2 separate regions of the Mus musculus genome follow, and region 2 is linked to region 1. The links are chromatin loops, found by intact Hi-C in ENCODE. Cell type or tissue: left cerebral cortex. All regions are shown on one strand. Links, peaks and the distances in the headings refer to the core of each region. The heading gives the core; the rest is flanking DNA. Region 1 holds the start of Kcnq4 (potassium voltage-gated channel, subfamily Q, member 4). Region 2 overlaps Kcnq4 (potassium voltage-gated channel, subfamily Q, member 4).

Region 1 (11,209 bases), core at 1,208-9,207:
GACCCCCTGAACTCATACCTCCTACCAAATATTAGCCATCCCTTTTCTAACTCTCCTCCCTTGCACTCATGGTTTTCAGTCCCTCCTACTCTCAAGATCTGCCTCCTACCCTGTTTATTTTGCCAGGAGAGCTAGCTAGCTTGCTTGCTTGATGTGTCTGTTTGTGCTGAGGTTTGAACCCAGGTCCTTGTACCTGCTAGGCAAGCGCTCTGCCGCTTAATACATCCTCAGCCCTGGTTTTGTGTTTTATTTGGAGATGAGGTCTCACTAAGTTGCCCAAGCTTGCTTTGAACTCCAGCACTTGTGATCTCCCAGCATCAGCCTCCTGAGTAGCTGGAATGACAAACACGAGCCTCCAGGTGACACTTGGTGACTCAACATCCCTTCCTCTACACTCCAACTGCTCTACTGCCCCAGTGACTTTTGCTGAGACCGAGGAGCTGCCAGAAGATGGCCCAGGACCACGGCCATCTTCATGGCCAGCTCTCCAGCAGCTAGGGAAGAAGGAAGATTCCCATGGGCAGAGGAGGAGCCTGCGAGTTAGGAATGGATTTGACCTTCGTTTCCACACCCCCTTCTCTTTCTTTGTCTTGTTTAGGTGACCCCCTCCCTGCCTTTGAGCCTTAAAATCAATGGAGGTTTACATTCACCGAGCTCAGACACACTCCTCTCTGAGCTTCTCCCCATGTCTGTGGCTCTGAACTGTCTGGCCAAACAAGCTTGTCTAGGGGAGCAGATGAGTGGTCTGCTCAGATCTGGGAGAAGGGGCTCCTTAGCTCTCTCCGGTTCTTTGAATCCCTTTTGTCCGTAAGCCTCCTGTCCGTTCTGGACTGTCTAGGGAGTAGAGAGAAGGCCTCTCTACATCCCTCAATGGCTTCCTGCTATTGCCCTGTGAGCACCTTCTGCCAGTTCTCACATGAGCAGTAAGAAGTATCTCCTATTTGTACAGCCTCTGCTGACCTGTGCCTTCCGGCATTGCTATGTCTGGCCCTCTTGAGCCCTCCTCTGCTCTGGACCACGGCTCAGGCCCCATCTGCTATCCAGACTCTTGAGCCTCTGCTGTTAACCACATTTCTTCTTTCTTCCCTGTGCCCTAGAACACCCTCCCTGACCCAGGCCCTGGCTACTCTCACACACTGTAGCCTAATGCTCTATTGGGCAAGTCTCCACCCAGCCTGAGGCTGCCTGACAGGTATGGATCTCCTGAGCTCCCAGCATGTTTGGGAGATGCTGAAAGAGAAGAAGCAGCAGTTTTGTGGAGCTGTGGGCCATAAAACTTATTCTCCAAGTCCTCTTCATTCCTGTCCTAAAGAAGGCTCATTGGCCTTCTCTCGTTGCCAGTGACAGCTTCTCCCTCCTTGGGCCCTCTAGCAATCCAGCAGCTGTAAGAAAACTCAGGAGAAAATTAAGTGTTGGCACACACTGGTAATCCCAGCACTGGGAGGCAGGCAGGTGGATTGTCGCAGTTTCAAGAGCACCAGGACTATGTAGGCAGCTGCACAGGGAGACCATCAGAGAGATAGGGAAGAAATAGGCAGGTGGGAGGAGCCTGGAGCCCCTCACCTCAACCATTCTTTACCACCTTATGATTCTGTCTGCTAAAAGAAAAAGAAAGAAAGAAAGAAAGAAAGAAAGAAAGAAAGAAAGAAAGAAAGAAAGAAAGAAAGAAAGAAAGAAAGAAAGAAAAGAAAGAAAGAAAGAAGAAAGGGACTCCTGGTGCTGACAGTGGCTGAAAACTGCTGAGTGCAGTCAACCCTCCCACTCCAGCAAGGAATCCGAGCCGTGAAATGACCTGAGGTCATAACAGGAGTCAATACCAGGGATGAAGCTACCCCCAAGAACCAAGGTGCCAGCCACTTCTAGACCTTGATCCTCTCAGATCTGGGCATCCTACCCCCTGGCAGGAGCCAGTGCTAGAGACTCAGAATCATCTCTTAGAATTCCTTCTCCTTGGCACTCAGGGCCTAGGAGTTCTGGGAAAGTGCAAGCCAGTGAGGGCGTGAGCTCCCTGCCTGGTTGTCTCTCCTTGGGTGAGTGTCCCTACCTCTCAGCCCATTTCCCACAAAGCACCGGACTCTGTTCTTTGTAAAGGAGAGGATCTGGCCCCCAGCTGGTGCTCAGCAAATGGGAACCCTCTCCCTCCCCACCCTTCCTCGCAATCAATACCTGCTCCATTGATGGATGATGGAGACAGTGATGGATTACAGCAGATCAGGGAGTTGGCCTGTTCTTATACAGCCCTGGAAACTCAAGAGCCAGGGAGAAACATGGGTCAGGGGATGAGCTCAGAAGACTAGGCAGGGTTCCCAAGGAGCTGAGGAAGCAGAGTTGAGGAAGTTGCAGAGGGTGGAGTCAAGGGCATAGATGTGGGAGTTAGAGAATGGTGTGTGGAAAGCCATAGCATACCCCACCTCCCTCCAGTAGGGAGGCTAGACCTGGGAGCCAGAGACAGCTGTTTGCTCAGAAAAGTGTCTTAGTCACTAAAGCCTGCTGTGGGGAAAGTCCGTTCTCTGTCATGTCCTGGGAATCCGGATGGGCACAGGAAGGCCACTGAGTAACACTCAAGAGTAGCCACCTGTCCTCTCTGGACTCTCCTCTGCCTCCTACACACACACACACACACACACACACACACAAACACACACACACACACACCACACCCTAGGAAGAACTCTCTCTTGTCTCCCTCCTCTTACTATCAATGCACATGACCCTCCACGAGGTGCTGACCTTCAAAGATAGCCTCTGGGACCTCTGTAGGTGCTTCTGAAATCTAGCTTCCATCCCAACAGGAACTACAGTTCTCTTACCTTCCCCCAGCCTTGGATGGGGTAATATAGGCCATGAACTGGAAAAAATGACGAGGACCCTCTCCTGCGGAGTTCCATTCACAGAGAGAAGGGAAGCTTGGCAATCACCCACACGAGAAGGGGAGCATGGGTTCATAGGTGGCACTCAACTGGAGGATCAGATTTCCCAGAACAGACCCAATTTTAGATATCCCAAGTGCTGATAAGGGCAACCTGAATTCAAGTTCCGTTTCAGCTAAGATCAAAGCCTCAAAAGACCCCAGCAGCCACTTTCCGTTGTGTAATTTGAATTCTTGACTTGAGTCCCATCCCTGGGCCTCTGATTGAGAACTTGCAGTTTACCAGTCAGGAGAGACAATGCCATATATGGGGTGGGGGATATACGGGCTTCAGCTTATAGGGAGAAGATAGCTATATCTAGCCCTGGCACTTGCAACCATAGTGCGCACCCCCCCCCCGCCCCCAAGTCTAGAAACCTTCAGTTCTCAGTAGGTCAGGGCATGACCTATGCAGGAGCACTGCGCACTCCCAGCACCAGCAGCAGTGGGAGAGATTCAGGTCAGACCCCAGAATGCATCCCAGCTGGGCAGGAGGGTAAGGGTCGCTAGGGGTTGGGGTACAGGCTGCCAAAGGTAGCTTGGGAACTTCGAATCCTACCCACCCTCACGGTCCATAGCCCTCCCTCCAGCCCTCCCGCTCTGGCGCTCAGCAGATCAATGCTGCCTTTGCTGACAGCTGAGAATCGAGCTTGCAGCCCGCCCCCCCCTTCCAGCTAGCTGTGTCCCCCGAGATCCTCCCCGAGGAGTGAAGAAGAGTTTGCTGCGGAAGCGCTTCACCCTGGGGCAGGGCCTGCGGAGGGAGCGGGAGCGTCTGGTTTGGCCATCGCTTTAGGCTGGGGAAGAAGGAAGGAGGGCCAGCAAACCCGAATCATCACCTAGTACACGGTCAGGAGGGCGAGGGAAAAGGGGCCAGACAGCTCACAGCGGAGACGGAGGTCAGGCACCGAGAACTTTTTGCTGGAGAGGGGTGCTCCTAGAGAAAGTCCTGGTGGGGTGCTATAGGCCTTTGGGAGTGCTCTGTCCGTTCCCCTAATACTGGCCCCTAGTACGTTTATTTCTATACTTCTATCTGCCCTAAACAAGCTTTTCTGGGCTAGAGTGGGAGAAGGGGGTGGCGGGTGTGAATCCCACGGAGCGGAGATGGAGTGGGGAGATGAGGGCAGGTACGTAATCAGGGAGGGAGCGTCCCCTCTGCTCAGGGTGATCAACTGGGGTCTCCTCCTTCATCAACAAGACGGGAGGAGAGACGCATCTGGGCACAACTGTGAGCTACACCACCCCACACATCTCTCGATAGCTGTAGGGCACCGGGCCCTTCAAGTAACAACAGCAGGAGGAACGGAAGCTGCTGTCCCAACTTCACTCGGCCCTCAGCGCATTTTAAACACCCTGCACTAGAAACCGAGGGCACGACCCGACGGGCACACCTCCTCGCTTACATTACCCATCGCGCTGTACTGCCCGGTTCTGCACACTCTTCTGTACTCTCATCCATCTATCTATCCACCCACCCACCCACCCACCCATCCATCCATCCATCCACCCACTCACTCTGAACCCACGCAGACCCACGGCTGGCTAGCCAACTCTCACAAGTAGGCACTTCTCTGGACACAAACACCTCCACTCTACAATGTAAGTGTCCCTCGAGCTACCGCGGCCACAACTCCACACTCCACGCTCCACTTTCCACAACCACTCACCAGGCGTCCCAACCTCCCTCCCCAGAGCGGGCCACCAGGGCCACACCACTCGTACACGCCCGGCCTCGGGGCCCGGCGCGCTGCCCGCGCCACGCGCTCGGGGCCGGGACACACCGACTGGGCGGACCGCGCGCCCTGCTCCGCCGCGTCCGACCCGGGTCCCCCTCCCGGTGCTCTTCTCTCTCGCTCCCTCCCCGATTTGGGAAGGCGGCCGCGGGGCGGGCGGGGGAGGGGCGGGGCGGGGCGGGGGAGGGTGACATGTGAGCGGCGCGCCGGCGGCAGGTGGAAAGGCGAGCGGCATGGAGCGCGTAATAAGAGAGTTGGAGTCGGAAAGAGCCGCCCCAGTCGCCGGGGAAGCGGGCGGTCAGTACGGGCTCCCGCGGCCCCGAGGCTCCGAGCGACCGCCTCCGGACCCCGCACGGACCCGGCCTGGTCCCTAGCCCCCGCCGCCTGCGTGCGCGCCCAGGGTCGCCTCGCCGGCCCGGGGTTCGAGCCATGCGACTCTGAGCCGCCCGAGCGCGCCCCCGCCCCGCAACGCCCCGGTCCCCCGTCCGGCGCCGCCCATGGCCGAGGCCCCCCCGCGCCGCCTCGGCCTGGGCCCCCCGCCCGGGGACGCCCCCCGCGCGGAGTTGGTGGCGCTCACGGCCGTGCAGAGTGAACAGGGCGAGGCGGGCGGGGGCGGCTCTCCGCGTCGCCTCGGCCTTCTGGGCAGCCCCCTGCCGCCGGGCGCGCCCCTCCCTGGGCCGGGCTCCGGCTCGGGCTCCGCCTGCGGCGGCCAGCGCTCCTCCGCCGCGCAGAAGCGCTACCGCCGCCTGCAGAACTGGGTCTACAACGTGCTGGAGCGGCCCCGCGGGTGGGCCTTCGTCTACCACGTCTTCATGTAAGTTGGAGCCCCCGCACCCCTTGACGTGCCCCGGCTCTGACCCCGCATGAGCCAGACTCCTTGGGGACCGCCACCCCGCGCTGGCTCCACCTCTCTATCCTATTGCCCCGGGGCAGACCCTCACTCAGTTCCCCTCTTGGGCCTGTGCCCCCTTTTCGGTCTCCCAGCCTGACCTAACCCCTGATCTCCCAGCCTTGACCCCTGTTGCCCTGGCGTCTAACCTCTTCTGCCTGCTCTCCTTACTTTCATCCTGATCGCAGAGCCCCACTGCTCTGATCCGTCATTCAGCTTCTTGCTCTTCTCTGCTTTACCAAGTCCGAAGCCGCTAAAGTGGGACTCTCCTTATCTTTTGTTCACCTCACCCTCCCTGTGTCCCAGACACAGAAGACCCTAGCCCCTACATTATTTTTCTCCCCTCAGGCTCTGTAGTTATGTTGTGCTCCCACCTGGTCCCCTTGGAGATTTCTCTCTTCAGAGACAGGCTGTACCCAGATCAGGGCTGTCTAGGGTCCCTATGGCTCTGACAGGCCTGTGTGCTGTTTCCAACTTTATCCGTGTCTTCTTTAGTCTTGCTCCGCACCCTCAACTTCGAAGTACCCAAGGCAGCAGGCTGCCCTGCCTGCCCTGCCCTGTCCTGCCTTGCCCTGAAGGCTGGGCCCAGCTCTCCTGCCTTGCTGGCCAGCTGTACTAGGCCTGGCTCTGAGCATGGGGAAAAAGAAAGAAGAGAGGGGTATGTTTGGAAACAATGCCGCTGTGGGGCCCCTCCTCCTCTCAGCAGGCTCCTACAACTTTCAAAACACTGACCCCTCTTGGATGTAGAGAGTGAATTTTGGCAGCTCGGAAGGCAGTCTTGGGGGAAGGCCTGGTCGGACCAGGAACATGAGAGGCCCAGGCCATATCGGTTAAAGGGCTGGGCCTGGTGCTGAGATGCTGAGAAGTGCCTGGGAGAGACAATGAGCTGCTCTTACCACTGCCTGCTCCAGGGTCTCCAGGGCAGCCCGCTTTGTCCACCTGATAGTCACTTGACAATCTGTCCCTATGCAAGACTTGAGTTTCCCTTTGTGTGTGAGTTAGCTTGTCTGTTAATCTCTCTACCTGTCTGTCCCACAGCCTTTCTGTTGGTCTGTCTGTCTTCGTGCTTTGTGGGCCTATCCTCTTACTTATTTTGATGTCTGTGTGTCCATCTGTCTATCTCTCTGTTCACCTGCTTGGCCACCCTTCTATCTGGCTTTCCCCACCCGTGTCTTTCTGCTTGTCCTCCTTGTATGCCCTCTTACCTCTGCCCCATGAGTCCGGGGGGTGGGGGGTTGGGTACAGAATCTCAGGGGAAGAGGAAGATGGTACCAGGAAGAACAAAGAAAGGGAACTTTCTACAGACCCACTTAGAATACTTAGAGTGGCAGCTGTGGCTTTGTGCAGAGACCCCAGGCTGAGACTCTGCTGGGTGTAAGGCCAGGCTTTGGATCCCAGTGAATAATCAGGGGCAGCCCACATCTCAGTGCACCCAAAAGACCTGGACGGACGTCTGTTGGATGTAGCTGTCAGTGGAGTGATATAGTTCAATGCTGGTGGACTAGGGGCTCCAGTGTCCACTGAACATTAATACGCCAGAGCCCCTTATGTGCCTAGGGAGGCTAAGACACAGGGCACAGCTATGCTTTCCACAGGCTCTTCCCTGGAGGTGACTTTTCCAAGTCATGGCAGGGCCTAGAGAAGTCAGTTGGCTCCTAACTTAGTTCCTTGGCCCCAGGCTGGGGCCGTCAAGTAGAGATGAAAACAGCCTAACCCTGACCAACCACTACTGTAGCTTCTTTAGAGGGGCCTCCCTTCTTACCAGGAGCTAAATCGGATGACACCTTTGCCCCACATCCGCCTCTCTCCAGATGCCAGGAATGCCCTGGCTAGGGGCAGCCCTGTCCAGAACACTTGTCTCCAGGAGCTCAGGATGGAAGCGTTAATTGGAGCCCTAGGGGAAGACACATGGTGTGACAGTGTCTGGATGTTTAGGGATCTCAGGGAACTGGCTGTAGATCTTGGAGGTCAAGGAGACTGAGAAGGCCCTTCCTGTTGAGTGCTGTGGGGCACTGTGTTAGTTGAGAGCCTTTCTGAGCATTAGATCTGTAGGTCATTGGAGTGGGTAGAAATCCTGTATTTTGGGACTTCTTCATGAATGGGCTAATGGGTGGGAAAGAGATAACTGAACAGTTGTGTGGGTGAGAGGACTAGGAATGGGTGCTAGCACTGGGGGTGGGGAGGGAGCCTACACAGAAGTGTCTCTTGTTTTCTGTGACTTCCAGATATGGACTTTTCCAGCCTCTCGAAGTAGGGTCTTGCATGCTCTTGCCAAGAAGTGCTTAGGGTAGCATTTCTAGCGTAGCCCCACCCCCACTCCCTTTGAGTGGGGTGGGGTTCCCATGCTTGGGGCATCAGTTAAGAGCCTCAGTTAGGACCTGTTTCCAGAGTCCCAGGCCAAGGGTGGGGTCCCCACAGAAGAGCCTAGGAGAGAGGATTTGGGAAGGAAGATGGTTGAAATACCTCCCTCATACCAGTCAACTGGTCTCTCAGGACCCACACCTTCCAGGACTCCTACGGGTGGAGAATTGAGCCTCTCTTGCTCTCAGCTGTGCCTCTGGGAAGTGACTGGCAGAAGCCTGTTCTATCCTGTCTCCTCCTTGTAAAGAGCAGAACGAAGGGTCACTAGACCCTTCTGGGCTCTCTCTGTCTCTAGGTCCTTAGTCCTACCACTTTGCCCCTTCACCCCAGAGCCCCTGCCACTGGCATGTATACCCCTTGCCGCCGCCCCCCCCCCCCAAGGCCTTGCTCTTGGCACTTTACCAAGTCCTCATTACTGAGTCCCTAGGAGCAGACGCACTCCTTGTGGTACCCCCCTCAGACCACACCAGCACCTTTGGAGTTCTAAACATGGAAGGGACTGTGAGGGAGCACGCCCCTCCCCCATGTCCACTCTGCTTCCCTGGCCACTGCTATGTCCTCACCACTCAACCCTTGCTCCCAGCCCCCAGCAAACTTCTCTAAGTGAAGGTTTAAGGCTCTGTAAACATCCTCCCTCAGCCTTGTCCCTGGGGTCAGAAACTGTGGGAATGGGAAGAGGAGGAGGGTAGCCACACTCTCGGGGCCTGTATGCTCCTAACTTTGGAGTCCCCCCACCCCAACCTCCTACCTCAAGCTTGTGAGACAGGGCATAGCCTGGCCTAGAAGTTATCCCAGCACGGAACACCCAGACCAGACCAGGTTAGTTCTCACATTCTGACTGCCCCATCCCAACTCTGAGAAAACTAAGGCTCTGGAGACCAAAGTCATGTGACAAATTGGTAGCAGAAGCAGAGGGCCAGACCTTCAGTCCAGACTCCCTGTCCAGAACCATTCTCTCTGCTCACTCAGGCCACCTGGTGTGGCCCTTGGAGTTCAAACTGAGATTTCTGCTTTTGTGCAGGCGCACACCCTTCCCCAGCCTGGTGAGGTGGGCCCTACTATCCTCCCCAACTGACAGGTGAGGAGGGGGAAGCCCAGGGAAGGTCATGCTGTTCATAAGGAAAAGTCTCAACCCAGATCCCTCTGTCATCCACTGACCTTAGCTGGGTCAGGCCCCAGACCCTCCAGAGCATCTGTGTCCCTAGCGCCTAGCACACTTGCTGCCAGGGGGCACAGTGATAAGATTTTATAGAATTGGGTGAAAACTGTTCTGCTGTTTCTGGGACCAGTCAAGCTTGCATTGCAGAGAATAGCCCTGTTGCATGCTGCACTCACCACAGCCCTGGCACAGGTGCCCACGGATGTCACACATGCACATGCGGCAACATCCAAGAGAAAGAACTGATGTTCCACCCTCTCACTAGCTTCATAGACTAAGTCATGTCAGATCAGGAGGGACTCCTCCCTTAGTGCAGTTTCTGCCTCTCCTTTCCCAAGGTTTCAGGCTACCTTATGAGCAGTCCGGGGACTCTGATACAGTGGGGATGGCTTGGGCTCCTCCCATAGGGCCCCCTGAGCTCCTTTGCCCAACCCTGCTGTGTGTGGCTGGGTCTATCAGGCATAGAAGGAGACACACTTTCCTCCAAGGTGACACTCAGCCTCCCAGACAGCACTGCAGAAACCTGATGCTCCAACACCTTCCCGATGTGACTGGGAAGGACTTGGAGTGTGTGACCCGTGGCACTTTTGTGCTTCTGTTTTTCCTTTATAAGGAGTGGGAAAGTGAAGATGTCAATTTTTCAATGGCTTCTTTGCCCTTTCCCTTCCCCTGGCACCTGCTGCTCCCTCCTTCTCAGTCAGGCCACTGTCTGTCTGTCCCGCTCCAGATCTTAGCACGTTTCTCCTCCTCACGGAGGAAGCCCTTCTGGATGTCTGTCTACAAGCCCCGCTGCTGAAAGAGCCCCATAGCCACACAGCGTTGGAACCAGGCTTGCTTTAGGAGGCGATTATTCTTGGGCTAGAGGCAGCACTTGGAGTGGGTGATTAATTTTAAGTTCTCGGAGCCATCAGAGTCACTGAAGTGGCCCAGGAGCAGGGGGAGGAGGCTCTGGGGCCTGCCCCAAAGGAACTCCATGGGGAAGTCTCTCCACTCAGGTTCTCCACAGTGAGATACAGCTCTGCAGTGACAACTGAGGGGTGGGAGGAAGAGGGGAGGTTGTTTCATTTCCCCGGAGCTAGTTCCACGGGGACCTAAGACTTGGCCTTGCAGATGGAGTTTGTTTCTGTAGCTGCCCTTAGCTTTCGTGAAAGTTGCGTAGTCTCTCTGAGTTCTGGCTGTCTAGTCTGAACAACAGGAATACAGCTGCTTCCAGGTGGCCAGGGCTGAGGAAGAAGAGCAGCCAGTGCTTGGTCATAAGTCATTGTCCTGACGGGAAGTCTGACGGGGTCCTGGGCTCAGCAGGGGAGTGTGTGTGCCGAGGAAATAGTGGGGGTGGTATTGCCCATGTCACCTGTGTATCTGCCAGGAGCCTGACACTGTGTCTTTGTGGCGTTCTGTGGAGCAGCCTCCAGGCCCACCTGAACTTTTTTCTCTTTTAGAATGAATCTCCCTATTGTAGCCCAGGCTAGCCTCAAACTTCTAGGCTCATGGTCTCCTGTCTCAGATGGGGTCAGTGCATCCCTCCAAGCTTCTTCCTTGCACCCTCTCATTTATGCCTCCTAGCCATGGTGTCAGGGGACAGTCATCTTTGCTTCTTGCTGGGTAGGGGATGTCACACAGCTCGTGCCCGGAGTCACTAACCTGAGTCTCTGGGCTGCTTATGGATTTGTTTCTTCCGTTGTGTCACAAATGACATCAGCCAGCACAGCGCGCAAGCTTTGCCAGGCTTGGAGAACCAGAGACTTGCCTGCAGGGAGCAGATGGGGGAGGGGGTGTCTGCTGTGGGGAGGCTGCCCAGTCTCTAAGAACACTGCTCTCTAAGTCCCCTGGGGCCCTGGTTCTGGCTCTGTGTTTGTGAGTGTGCCTGTCCCTGCACCAGTGTGCCATTGTGGGGTTGAGGTTTGGGTTTCGTGGTTCATGTTGTTGTTGTCCCTCCCCCAGACCAAACCCACCCCACTTCTACCCCACCCCCACCCCCAGCTAGCTGACACAGAGAGATAACCCAGTACCAGTGGTCTTTGGGACAAACCCGGGAAGATGCCCGTCCACACTCCACCCTGATCCTCAGCCTCAGTGTCCTCTTCTGCCAGATGGGCCTAACAAGGAAGAGAACCCCACTTTCTCAGGATTGCAAATGCAAACCTATGCCTATGGTGAGAGGT
Region 2 (11,209 bases), core at 1,010-9,009, 54 kb after region 1:
GGAAAAGCAGGTGAGTGTAGAAAGGGCTTCTACCAGATGCCTGAAATAGCTGTCAAAGGTTCAGCACTGCCATAGTGCAGAACCTTGGCCTAATAGGGCCCACGTGCTGAGTTCTGCTCCGCCAAGCCCCACCCTACAAACAAACTCGGCTCCCAGAAAGCCCATTCACAATCATTCCTGAAGGATCTCACAGGTAAGCCCTCCTAACCACGCCTCCTACCTAGTAGTCCTAAGATTTCCAAGCCCCGCCCCCGATATCTAGCCCCGTCTCGTCCCCATATCTAGTCCCGCCCCGTCCCCGATATCTAGCCCCGCCCCGCCCAGGCCAACTGTCTTCCTTAGGGGTGACCGGTTCTTGGGGTCCAGCATCACCTCTCAGCCTCGTCCCGCTCCGCCCACCAGGTGCAGTCCATCGAACATAAGTTGGATCTGCTGCTGGGCTTCTACTCGCGCTGCCTCCGCTCTGGCACCTCGGCCAGCCTGGGCACTGTGCAAGTGCCGCTCTTCGACCCCGACATCACCTCGGACTACCACAGCCCTGTAGACCACGAGGACATCTCTGTCTCCGCACAGACGCTCAGCATCTCTCGCTCAGTCAGCACCAACATGGACTGAAGGGCTTCTCAGGGGCGGGGCAGCCTTCGGATTGCCCCTCGGATTCACCCCGGGGCCTCTGGACTCCTCTCTTACTTGAACTCGCTCCCTGGCAGGGAGAGAGGCCATACGCAGTATTGAGCTGTCTGGGTGGGCGAGATACCCAATGCCAGCCAGGTACCAGCGCCCCAGGAGCATGAAATGCCAGGCCACAGCAATGGCTGACCGGAGGCCACTGGGCGCTCCCAGACCCTGTCCGCTCCATCAAGGCTCAATGTGGCCCGCCTGGCAGGGGCTCTGCCCTGGGAATGGGAGCAGAGCACTGGGGCCCTGGTCCCTGACCCAGCTTCTAGCTATGCAAGGTGAGGTCTCCAGGCCCGCCCTTCCAGGTAGAGCAGGGAAGTCCTCCTGCCAAGCCCGGCCCCACCCGGGGATGGGCCCAAGGTGCCCCCACAGGTGCCCATAAAGCACAGGACTCTGCCATAAGGTAGATGGGCATCATATATGCAAACTATGTTAAATATGCAACTTTAGGGACCCCCATGGGGTTCCTCTGCCCCTCCCTTACTGGGAGATGGGCCCCAGCAGTAGCTGGTCTCAGGCTGCTTGGCCATACTCCACCTCCATTCTTTGGCTTAACATCCATCCTCACCCAGCATGGGGCCTAAACCTCTCTGTCCTCTCCAAAGGGCAAGACCTGGGCCTTTCTGTCCCTTTGTAGGTGTCACCCCAGGGGCTCGCTCTTACTGCTGGATATCCATTCCCATTGGCCCTCCAACAGTTTTGACAGCACAAGTTCCTGTATTTCCCCTAAACCTACCAGACAGTGGCCCACCACCAGGAACCACAAGCATGGTCCTTTTATTTCTCCAGCAGAATGCCGCACACACCGATGCACACGATGCCACACACTTGAAGGCGTGAGCACAAAGCCACTGGATCTTTCCTGGGCAGGAGAGGAGGGTTTAGAGCATCCACGTGTCTCCCCAGGCCCCACCTCAGAGTTTGACTTGCTCCCCTCCTCACAAAAGGTCCAATAGTCCTCTGGTTGCCCTAAGGACTATGTTGGTGTCCCCATAGTGTAACTCAGGCCTAGGCCTTGGGGCCTTGCACACCTGGAGAGAATCCAGGCACATCCTCTTCCTAGTCTCAGCGAGGACACGTGTATCCAGTGCTATAGCAACTGCACCTGGCTCTCACCGGCACCGGTCTCTGCCCCACTTTCTCACTTCAATTGGCAGCGCTGCATATTGGCACAAACACCCAAACACTGCGGGCCCCATCCTCAGTTTTAGAGCCCTACCCCTTTGCTCCTTTCCTGCTAAGCTAATGCAGGTGGCAAGAGAGTGAGGGGTGGGGTTCCAACGACAATACTCCGGGGGAGACTTGGGAACAAGGGGCTGAGGCCGAACTGTCTGCATCTCATACTGGGACCTGCATGTACCAGTGCCAGGGCTTGGGTTGAATCCTGCTCAGCCCTATGGTGCCCAATCTCTGTCCTACCATCTGCATGTACCATCAGGCCCTGGATGGAGCCCATCCTGGCTCACTTCACTTGCATTGTATTGCCCCCTGGTGAGCCACTCCACCCCCTCAGAGATGGAGCTGTACAGAGGGTCTGGAGACTAAGATTATCCTGTGACCAAAGGAGACATGGGAAGAGGCCCTCCCTCCTTCCACGATTGAGGTTCCCCCACCAACCCGGTTCTCAGATATGCAAGTACCTCACTTTGTTAACTTATTAACTTATTGGTTTCATTAAAGTTTTCAGTAGGAAGTGATTGGTCTTGGTTGTGCTCGGTGCCTGAAGGCTGAGGCTCCTGGTTTGATGGTGAAAGTGAAATTTGGGTTTATTGTAAACCATAAAAGCCCAGCTCCATATGACTCAAGGAAAAAGAAGAGGCACGTTGTCCCAGATAATTAAAGCATCTAAGGGATAGATTTGGCTTCACCTACAGGTAAATATAGTTGATCAAACACATGCTAACTCCTTGTCTGCTCCACCCACCTCACAGGCTGATTGATCTCTTGTGAGGACCAGTGAAAAATGGATACCACTTTCCTGGTGGTTCATCCTGTGAGGAAACCAGAAACAATGATAGGGGACTTTTTGTTTGTGGAGGGAGGGGGGTCATTTGCTTTTTGTTTGTTTTTGAGCCAGTCTCTGCCCATAGCCCTATAGCTGGCCTTGAACTCAAGACGGTCCTGATCTCAGCCTTATGGCCGATAGGTTTTCCTTTTTAACTTCTACCAGTTGACAATTCGTTTTGTTCATTTACACACAGAAACACTGGTAATGAGAAAAAAAGAATGTGACTATACATTTAGCATAGAACACAGCCGGCACACCCAGCCTTGTATTTTTTTAGACAGGGTATTGCTGTCTAGCTCAGCCTGGCCTCAAACACGCCGTGATCGTGATCATACACACAGTCACCACCACTCCCAGCACTGTCTTTTGTTTTGTTGGCTCTGGAAGCATAGAAGAGCTTGGAAGCTTTTCACTTCCAGCATTAGCCCCAACTCCTAGGGAGGTTTGGGCTGGACACCTAGGGCTCCTTAGCCATGCGATGGGACAGAACAGGAATTAAAAGGTGTTAACATTTCAGTGATTCTCCAAAAAGGCTCAGTGGTAGGAAAGTCATTTGTCCTTACCCTTCTTCACATAAGCAAAGGTCTCATTTAAATTTGAGCCACTTGGGAAACAACACCCTGACATTTATGGATCCTGCCAAGTGATCTTACCACCCAGAGGGCTTCCTCTGGGTCTATACCCGCCAATCTCTTACTGTCGGTATAACCCAGATGACTGGAGAAATGGAATGTTTCCTCTAAATGCACACCAGACCCAGAGTGGGTATTGCAACAAAACAAAGAGGATTTACAGTGGGGAGTGGGCCACAGTGTTGCAAGAGACACAAAAGAACAGAAAATCCAAGGTAATCCAGAGAAAGTTGCTGAACACAGCAGTCCTTCCTGGAACTGCAAGAATGCAGGAAGCCATCGGGACCATCAAAAACGCCTAAGAGTGGTGCTGGGGTTGTGGCCCCGTGGTGGCAGAGCTCTTGCTGGGCATGTGCAAAGTCCTGGTTCAGTCCTTAGCACAAACAGAGGGAGAGAGGTGTGTGAAGTGGGGGAGAGAGAGGGAGGGAGGGAGGGAGGGAAAAAGGGTGGAAGGGAGGGAGATCTGGTGGGGATTCATGAGACCTACCTAGGTGTGCACACCAGATGTCGCCACCCACACAGCCTTGCAGACCCAGATGGGAAGGGGAGTTTGGAAGAGCATTACAGACATTCTGGAATCTACTGATGACCACAGACCCCCTGAACAGTCAACAGCCATACACATCAACCCACACATATGGGACATCCATGTAATGACAGTGTCTCCCACCACGTAAAACAAAGCTATGCTTCATACAAACAAGGTCCTTATCACTCTCTCCCTGTAAAGGGGGGAAACACAAAGTCCCACAGCCTTTAAAAACCTTTTATTTGTAATATTTGAATGATGTGTACTTGCATGTCTCTGTGTGGGTATGTGCATGTGAATGTCCCTCAGAGAGTAGAGACTTTAGATCCCCCTTGCTCTCCCAGAGCTGGCACTACAGGTGGTTGTGAGCCAACAGACATGGGTGCCAGGGACTGATCTCGGGTCCTTTGGAAGAGCAGTGAGTGCACTGTTAACGATTGAGCCATTATCTCTCCAGCTCTCAGGTCTCCAACAAAAGCATCCACACCCAGGAACTAGCCAGCCAACCCTTATTGGGTTGTGTTAACTATTCTTCCGACTCAGTGGCCATCCTGCGTACAACCAAACATTAACCTCACACTACAGTTTTCTGCAGACAAGATTGTCTGCAAAAGTATCGCTCTTGCTCCAAAGGGAAAAGGGACTTATTCTGAGCCAGGTTTGAGTGACCATCGCTCAGGGACATGAATTCAGGTTGCCCTGAATGACATCTTTATTGTGGAAGCATGAGCTTTTATAGGCATGGACCAAAAGACAGTCATAAATCAAAGCCTTTACTAAATCTGTTGCTGGGGACAGTGTAGGTGGATGGGATACAGCAAAGTGCGGACATCTTTGTACACGTTTCAGGTTTGAGCTGATCTGATAACATTCTTAACTTTTGTGTTGGTGGAAGCCAGACCTTAGAGGTGATAGTTTCCAAAACTTTTACCAATTACAATTTTCTTTTTCTTCTTCCTACTTTCTCTCTCAATCTCTCTCCCCCTCTTTCCTCCTGCTCCCTCTCCTTGCCCTCTCCCTCTCTCCACATTCTCTCTCCCCGTTCCCCCTCTTCTCTGCCCTGCCCTCTCCCTCTCCCCTTTCTTCCTTGCCCCCTCCCCTCCCCGCTCCTGTCCCCAGGGTTTCATGTATCCCAGCTTGGTCTAAAACTCATAGCTGAGAACAGTGGTTCTCAACCTTCCTAGTTCTGTGACCCTTTAATACAGTTCCTCATGTTATGGCAACTCTCAACCTTATAACATTATTTCGTTGCTACTTCATAACTAATTTTGCTAATGTTTATGAACTGTTATTTAAATATCTGATATGTGGCCCCCAAAGGGGTCACACATGGCCCACAGGTTGAAAACCAGTGGCTAAGACTGACATAGACCTTTCTGATCCTCCTACCACCACTTCCAAGGATGCACCACTATACTCAATTTATAAAGTACTAATAATCCAACTAATAATCTCACGTATGCCTAATAAGCATTCTGCCAGTGGAATTACATCCCCATCCCAGAGGGCAGCACCTGTATTTGTTATTGTTCTCAGCCTTTTAATGGCACCTGACAGAACAACTTTAAAAGAGGAGAATTTATCTTGGGTCATGGTGCCACACATGTAGTCTATCCTGGTGGGGAAGGTTTGGTGGCGTTCACGTGTCTTCAGGAGCACGTGGCTTCGGGAGCACGTGGCTTCGGGAGGTCTTATAACTTATACAGCTTATACCTCAAGCTCTGCTTCCAAGGCCTTGTGTCTCTGCCAACTAGACTCCAAGTCCAGAAAGCTTCACGGCCTCCCGAAACAGCGCCACCTTCTGGACCAAGTACCCAAGCACACAAGCCTGTGCTGGTCATTTACATTCAAACCCTAACAGTAATAAATGGCGATTAAGGAGACTAAAGATAGCACAGTATAATTGTGGCTCTTGATCTGCAGCATTCCAATCTGTCCAATCAGAGTCCTAGTCAATCACTCTGCAGAATCTTCAACACAGATGTGGCTTTTAAAGGGAACTTTAGTTCATAAAATAGAGAGAGGGAAGCAGGAAAAAAATTAATGCTTTTGAAATGCCAAAACCAAAAAGAAAAAATTCATGCTACAACAACCCAAACAATGAAGAGAACATTTTTTTTGGGTGTGGTAACTGGTCTTTCAGAAATACATGTTTCTTTATGCAAAATATACTATAGCTGATGTATGATATTTCTCCTTACCCACCCCCACTTAAAAAAACCTTTTCATTGGTTCTTTGTGAACTTTACATCATGTACCCCAATCCCACACACCCTCCCCCCTTCATACCCACCCTCCCCCTTGCAATCTCCCCCCAACAGAGAGAAAAATCTCCTTGTGGAAGCTGTACTGTGTCACAGTGTGTCCTTCCCTTTTGTCCACAGGTCCTTGCTTGCAAATGCTCATTGCAAGACTTTGGTCTGGTAAGAGGTCTCTGGCTTCTGCTATTCTATCAACCCTGGAACCTCACTGGGATTCCTTTTGGACATCCTCTTGTTGCTCTGTGTCATGGAGACCCTGTAGTTTTGGATCCGTAGGACTGGCCCCTTTATGCACTTCAGCAGTTCATTGATAGGGTAGATGTTGGGGTGGGACAATTCAAAACCCTGGGTGTGGGCCTGAGAGAAATCTGAGCTGGTCAGCCTGCCGGCTCTTCCACTCTCACACCCTCAGGGCAGCCTCACTGGCATCCCCCCACCTCCAACACACACACACACACACACACACACACACACACACACAGAGAGAGAGAGAGAGAGAGAGAGAGAGAGAGAGAGAGAGAGAGAGCCAGCTCTTCCCTGCTGCACAGTGAAGGTGCAGTGCCCGCTCTCCCAAGACTTGTAGCCGATGAGGGACAGGGACAGCTCTCTCACTCTCATGACCCCAGGACCAGATCCCTCCCTGCCCCACCCTTGTCCTCTGCCAGCCCCTCAGCTGGCTATAGTTTGATGGGGTTTTTGGGTTGTTTTTGTTTTTATTTCCTGTGGATGGCTATTTGGCCTCTGTGAGCACGTGTGCCCCATATACATTCCCAGGGCCTGCAGAGGCCAGCAGAGGGTGTCAGATCCTCTGGACCTGGAGTCACAGATGTGTGTAAGCCACTGTGTGGGTGCTGGGAACCAGGTCCTCTGCGAGAGCAGTAGTAATCTTAACCTCTCGCTAAGCCATCTTCTCCAGCCCCTGGTTAGGGTTCTCTACATGGTTTAGTGACTTAAATGATCTCTAATGGCTCTAAGTCCTTAGCACTCCTGTATGGTTTGGGGTGTTATAGCTCTTCATTAACTTTTATTGTTGTCCATGGAGAATTGGCTGCAGGGTCCACAAAAGAGACTAAAACTGTGGAAACTCCATCTTCTTTGTAAAGGAACATAACCTAGCTGATGTACATCCTCCTGCATGCTTTAAGTCACCTCTACCTTACAATCCCCAAACACAGTGTAGATGCTGTATGAAGTAGTTGTTATACCATATTGTTTAAGAGTAACAATGAGGGACTGGTGAGATGGCTCAGTGGGTAAGAGCACTCGTCTGCTCTTCCAAAGGTCTGGAGTTCAAATCCCAGCAACCACATGGTGACTCACAACCATCCGTAATGAGGACTGACTCCCTCTTCTGGAGTGTCTGAAGACAGCTATAGTGTACTTACATATAATAAATAAATAAATAAATAAATAAATAAATAAATAAATCTTAAAAAAAAAAGAGTAACAATGAGAGAAAAGCCAAAACCTGACCAGTATAAAAGAAATGTCCAGCTGCCTGTCATTTATCTATCATCTTCTATCTATCTATCTATCTATCTATCTATCTATCTATCTATCTATCTATCTATCTATCTATCCATCCTCCCATCCATTCATCATCTAGATCAGGGTTACCTGCCTAGTCTATATATCTATAGACTTCCAATCTATATAACTATCATCTATTTATTAGTCAGCCATCTATTTATCATCTGTTCATCCATCTACTTACCTTCACGTCATCTGTCTCCACAGTGATTGGAACTATGGATGCAGATACAGAGATACAGATACAGAGGACAGAGGGCTGACTGTTAAGATGAGCCTTAGAGCATCCCTGGATTCTACCCTGTTCTGATAAGTAGCAGCTCAGCTTCCCCCGGTAACAGGAAGCAAGTCCATGCAGCCAGGACATTACCTCTTCCTTTCATTCATCGTTATGTGACAATGAGAAGATACAATGAGTTGCAAACTCATTTCTTGCCCTCAGGATGAAGACTTCCAATGTAGCAGGGACCGATGTTACAGGAGCCAAATGCAAAAGTTTGGTAAGTGGGTGTATAGGCTAAATAATGGCCACCAAAAGGAGGAATTTCTAATCTCTGTAGACTGTCACCTCATAAGGAAAAGAGAGAGAGTGCATATTAAATTAAGCTTTTGTTTGTTTATTAAATTTTTCCTGAGGCTATCTCACTACATAGTCCAGGGTGGCCTCAGAACTCTTCAAGACTTTTTAAAACTAAACCCCTCATGTGTTGATGTGTGTGAACACAAATGCAAACATCCCAACCACAGCATGCTTGCAAAAAATCAGAGGACAAATTACAGTAGTCTCTCCCTCCACCACGTGGGGCCTGAGGTTTGAACTCAGGTCACCAGGCTTGGTGGCAAGTGCCTTTACCCACTGAGCCATCTCTCTTACCCAAGGCCTCAAACTCTTGGTTGTCTTGCCTCAGCCTCCCTGATGCTGGGATTACAGCCTGCAATTAAGGATCCTGACAAGAGAAAATTATCCTCTGTTAGAGATAGGCCTTGGGTATGATCATAAATACATTTTGTTTGTTTGTTCATTTTGATGAGATGGTGGTACTGCTGAGAATAAAACCCCAGGGCCCCTCATATGCCAAGCAAGCACTCGGCCATGAAGGCAGACCTCCAGGCCCACTAGTGTCTTTTTGAGAGAGAGGCAGAGGGAGATTGTACACACAAAAGAGCAGGTGATTTGAGGACAGACACAGAAGCGGGATGCTGCTGCCAGCCATTAGCTGGAAGTCTGGATTCTCCCCTTGTGCTCTGTGGGGAGTGCCCACACCTTGGCCGAGACCTGGTGAAACTGACCTTTGCCCTCCGGAACTGTGAGAGAATCTGTTGTTGCTTCAAGCCATCAGGTTTTAAGTGACTCACTGTAGTGGCCACAGAAATCAATACTGTGGGCGATTTGAATCAGTGTAGGTGAGAGGGCCACTCCTTGCCTTCCTGGAATCCTGGAATGCTTGTTGGTGAGGCTAATTCGTGATCCTCCATGCTGGGACGAGTCCAGTGGAACCCACCTGACACCAGGTAACTTGGGGCCTACTGGGGAGGGGTGATATATTAGGTCTTTAATGTTTCTGCTGATAACAGGTGAGATGTGTTGGCACAGGCTGCAGTAGTCTTGGTGAAGCTAAGTCATGTGTTGGAGCCACAGCCTGCATTCTGGCCACTGTGTCTGAATCGTACATGGGTATACTGAGATAGCACAGGGAAGACCTGCAGAAAGGTGGGCTGTTACCGTGGGCTGTCCCGTCTTGTCTGGCTGGCTACTGAGAGCCTTCTCTGCCATGAGTCCTTTTCACTAAGATTTTCTTTGAAACACAAGTATCTTTTGTGCCATGGCTGGAAGCCAGTCAGAATACCTCTTCCCACCTTCCTTATGGCAAGTCTGTCATCACTGTGCTTCCCAAATCCTGGTCCATTCAATCAAACTGATACACACTGCCCATAAGTCAGTGTCCATCATACTTTCTGTCATCTCTCAATTCAGATAAAATGAATAATCAACCACACACACACACACACACACACACACACACACACACTCACACACAATCAAGCACACAAGCACACATACACACACTCACACACAATCAAGCACACACACATATATACACACTCACACATATACACAATTAAGCACACAAGTGCACACACACACACACACACACAAAGACAATCAGGTGTGGTGGTACATACCTATAATACCAGCACTTGGGATGGGAAGTTTCAAGTCATCCTCAGCTATGCAGTGACTTTCAGGTCAGTCTGGGATACATGAGATCCTGTCTCAAACAAACAAACAAAGAAAAAACACAGGTCCATCAAAAAGGCTCAGTAGGGCCAGGCGTGGTGGCATCGATCACTCAGGAGGCAGAGGCCAGTGGATCTCTATGAGTTTGAGGCCAGCCCAGTCTATAAAGTGAGCTCCATTCCAGCCAGAGCTGCATAGCAAGACTCCCATCTCAAAAAAAGAAAAAAGAAAAAAAAAAAAAAGGCTCAGCAGGAAAGGCGATTGCAACAAGCCGGATGACCTCAGTTCAATCCCAGAATCCTCATGGTGGAGAGCTAAGTCAGTAACATCTTCAGATGCCCACACCTGTGCCAAGGCTCACATACACTCCCTCCAAATATAAAGCAAACAAAACCATTGCCAGACACAAAGCTCCCTGAAAGGTGAGTGGGGTCTAGCCAAGCATGGGAATGAGGGTGTTGGTGTTGTTGGTGACTTTCTAGCTAGAGTATGTAAAAGCTCAGAGGCGTTAGAAAGTGTGCCCGATGAAAGAAACAGAGACCTGGTGGTAAGGCTTCAACAGTGTGTGTGTCAGGGGCAGGGCTGCTCAGGGAGGAGAGTGCAAGATGGGAGGATGGAATTGGGGTTGAGAATTTGCGAGACTTTGAGAGATATGACCCTGTATGCCTGAGATCCAAGCACTGGGCGTGAGGGGGGAGGCAGATGGGAATTAGAGGCTAGCCTGAGCTACATAGCAAGACCCTATTTCAAGAACCCTAGGGCTGGGACTGTAACTTGATTATAGAACACTTGCTTAGTATATGCAAGGCCTTTTGTCTAGTCCCCACCGCACATACGACCACACTCACAGATTGCAGTTCATAAATCATTCCGAGGAAGCAGGAAGCAAAAGTTTGTGTTCATTTAGGAGCTGCACTTGGGTAGCTTTGTACTTTATAAAGTTTTATCAAAGTTTCCTTCCTGGGATGGCTGGTGGGTTTTCAGGGACAAGGCTGGGTGTGGCTGGCAGCAGTTAGGAGACTGCTACAGTCATCTCAGCAGGGGATGCTAGCATCCTGAGCAAGTCCCATGGCGGTTCACTAATTGAGTAAATGCCTATTGGGCACCTGCTGTATGCCAGACCCTAGCTCAGCACAATATGCAGGATGAACGGGCGTAGGGGATGAGTTATAACCCTGAGGTCATCCAGGCCCCGGGGGAAACAGATGCTCAATTAGCCAAAGCACAGTCGCTGTTTCTCTTCTAGGATTGTCTGGCTCAGCAAGGAGAGTGTGCAGGTGGCCATGGGAGTCCCTGAACTACCATCACCTTGAGAGCAGAGACTGAGTTTTA

Evidence for each region. A loop is a pair of places that touch in the nucleus more often than their neighbours do. Peaks named below come from ENCODE experiments on the same cell type or tissue, not always from the same donor. Only the 100,000 strongest peaks of a DNase experiment are listed, where the experiment ranks them.
Region 2: it touches region 1 in a loop (2.7-fold over the local background); 18 of 42 quality-filtered maps call a loop at or near these places.

The regions. Positions count from the first base shown.
Region 1 is chr4:120,741,103-120,752,311 of GRCm38, reverse strand. Kcnq4 (potassium voltage-gated channel, subfamily Q, member 4) reads left to right here and starts at 4,913. Exons shown (of 14, transcript NM_001081142.3): 1 at 4,913-5,452. The coding sequence starts at 5,136. In left cerebral cortex, for the core only: no CTCF peak of the experiment used is centred there; DNase peaks (open chromatin) are centred at 4,620 and 5,448; H3K4me3 peaks cover 1,388 bases; H3K27ac peaks cover 257 bases.
Region 2 is chr4:120,687,300-120,698,508 of GRCm38, reverse strand. It overlaps Kcnq4 (potassium voltage-gated channel, subfamily Q, member 4), which reads left to right. Exons shown (of 14, transcript NM_001081142.3): 13 at 1-10; 14 at 403-2,371. The coding sequence ends at 615. Among named protein-coding and RNA genes, the nearest start is that of Cited4, 26 kb to the right of the region's middle. In left cerebral cortex, for the core only: a CTCF peak has its summit at 5,654 (motif pointing left); a DNase peak (open chromatin) is centred at 5,638.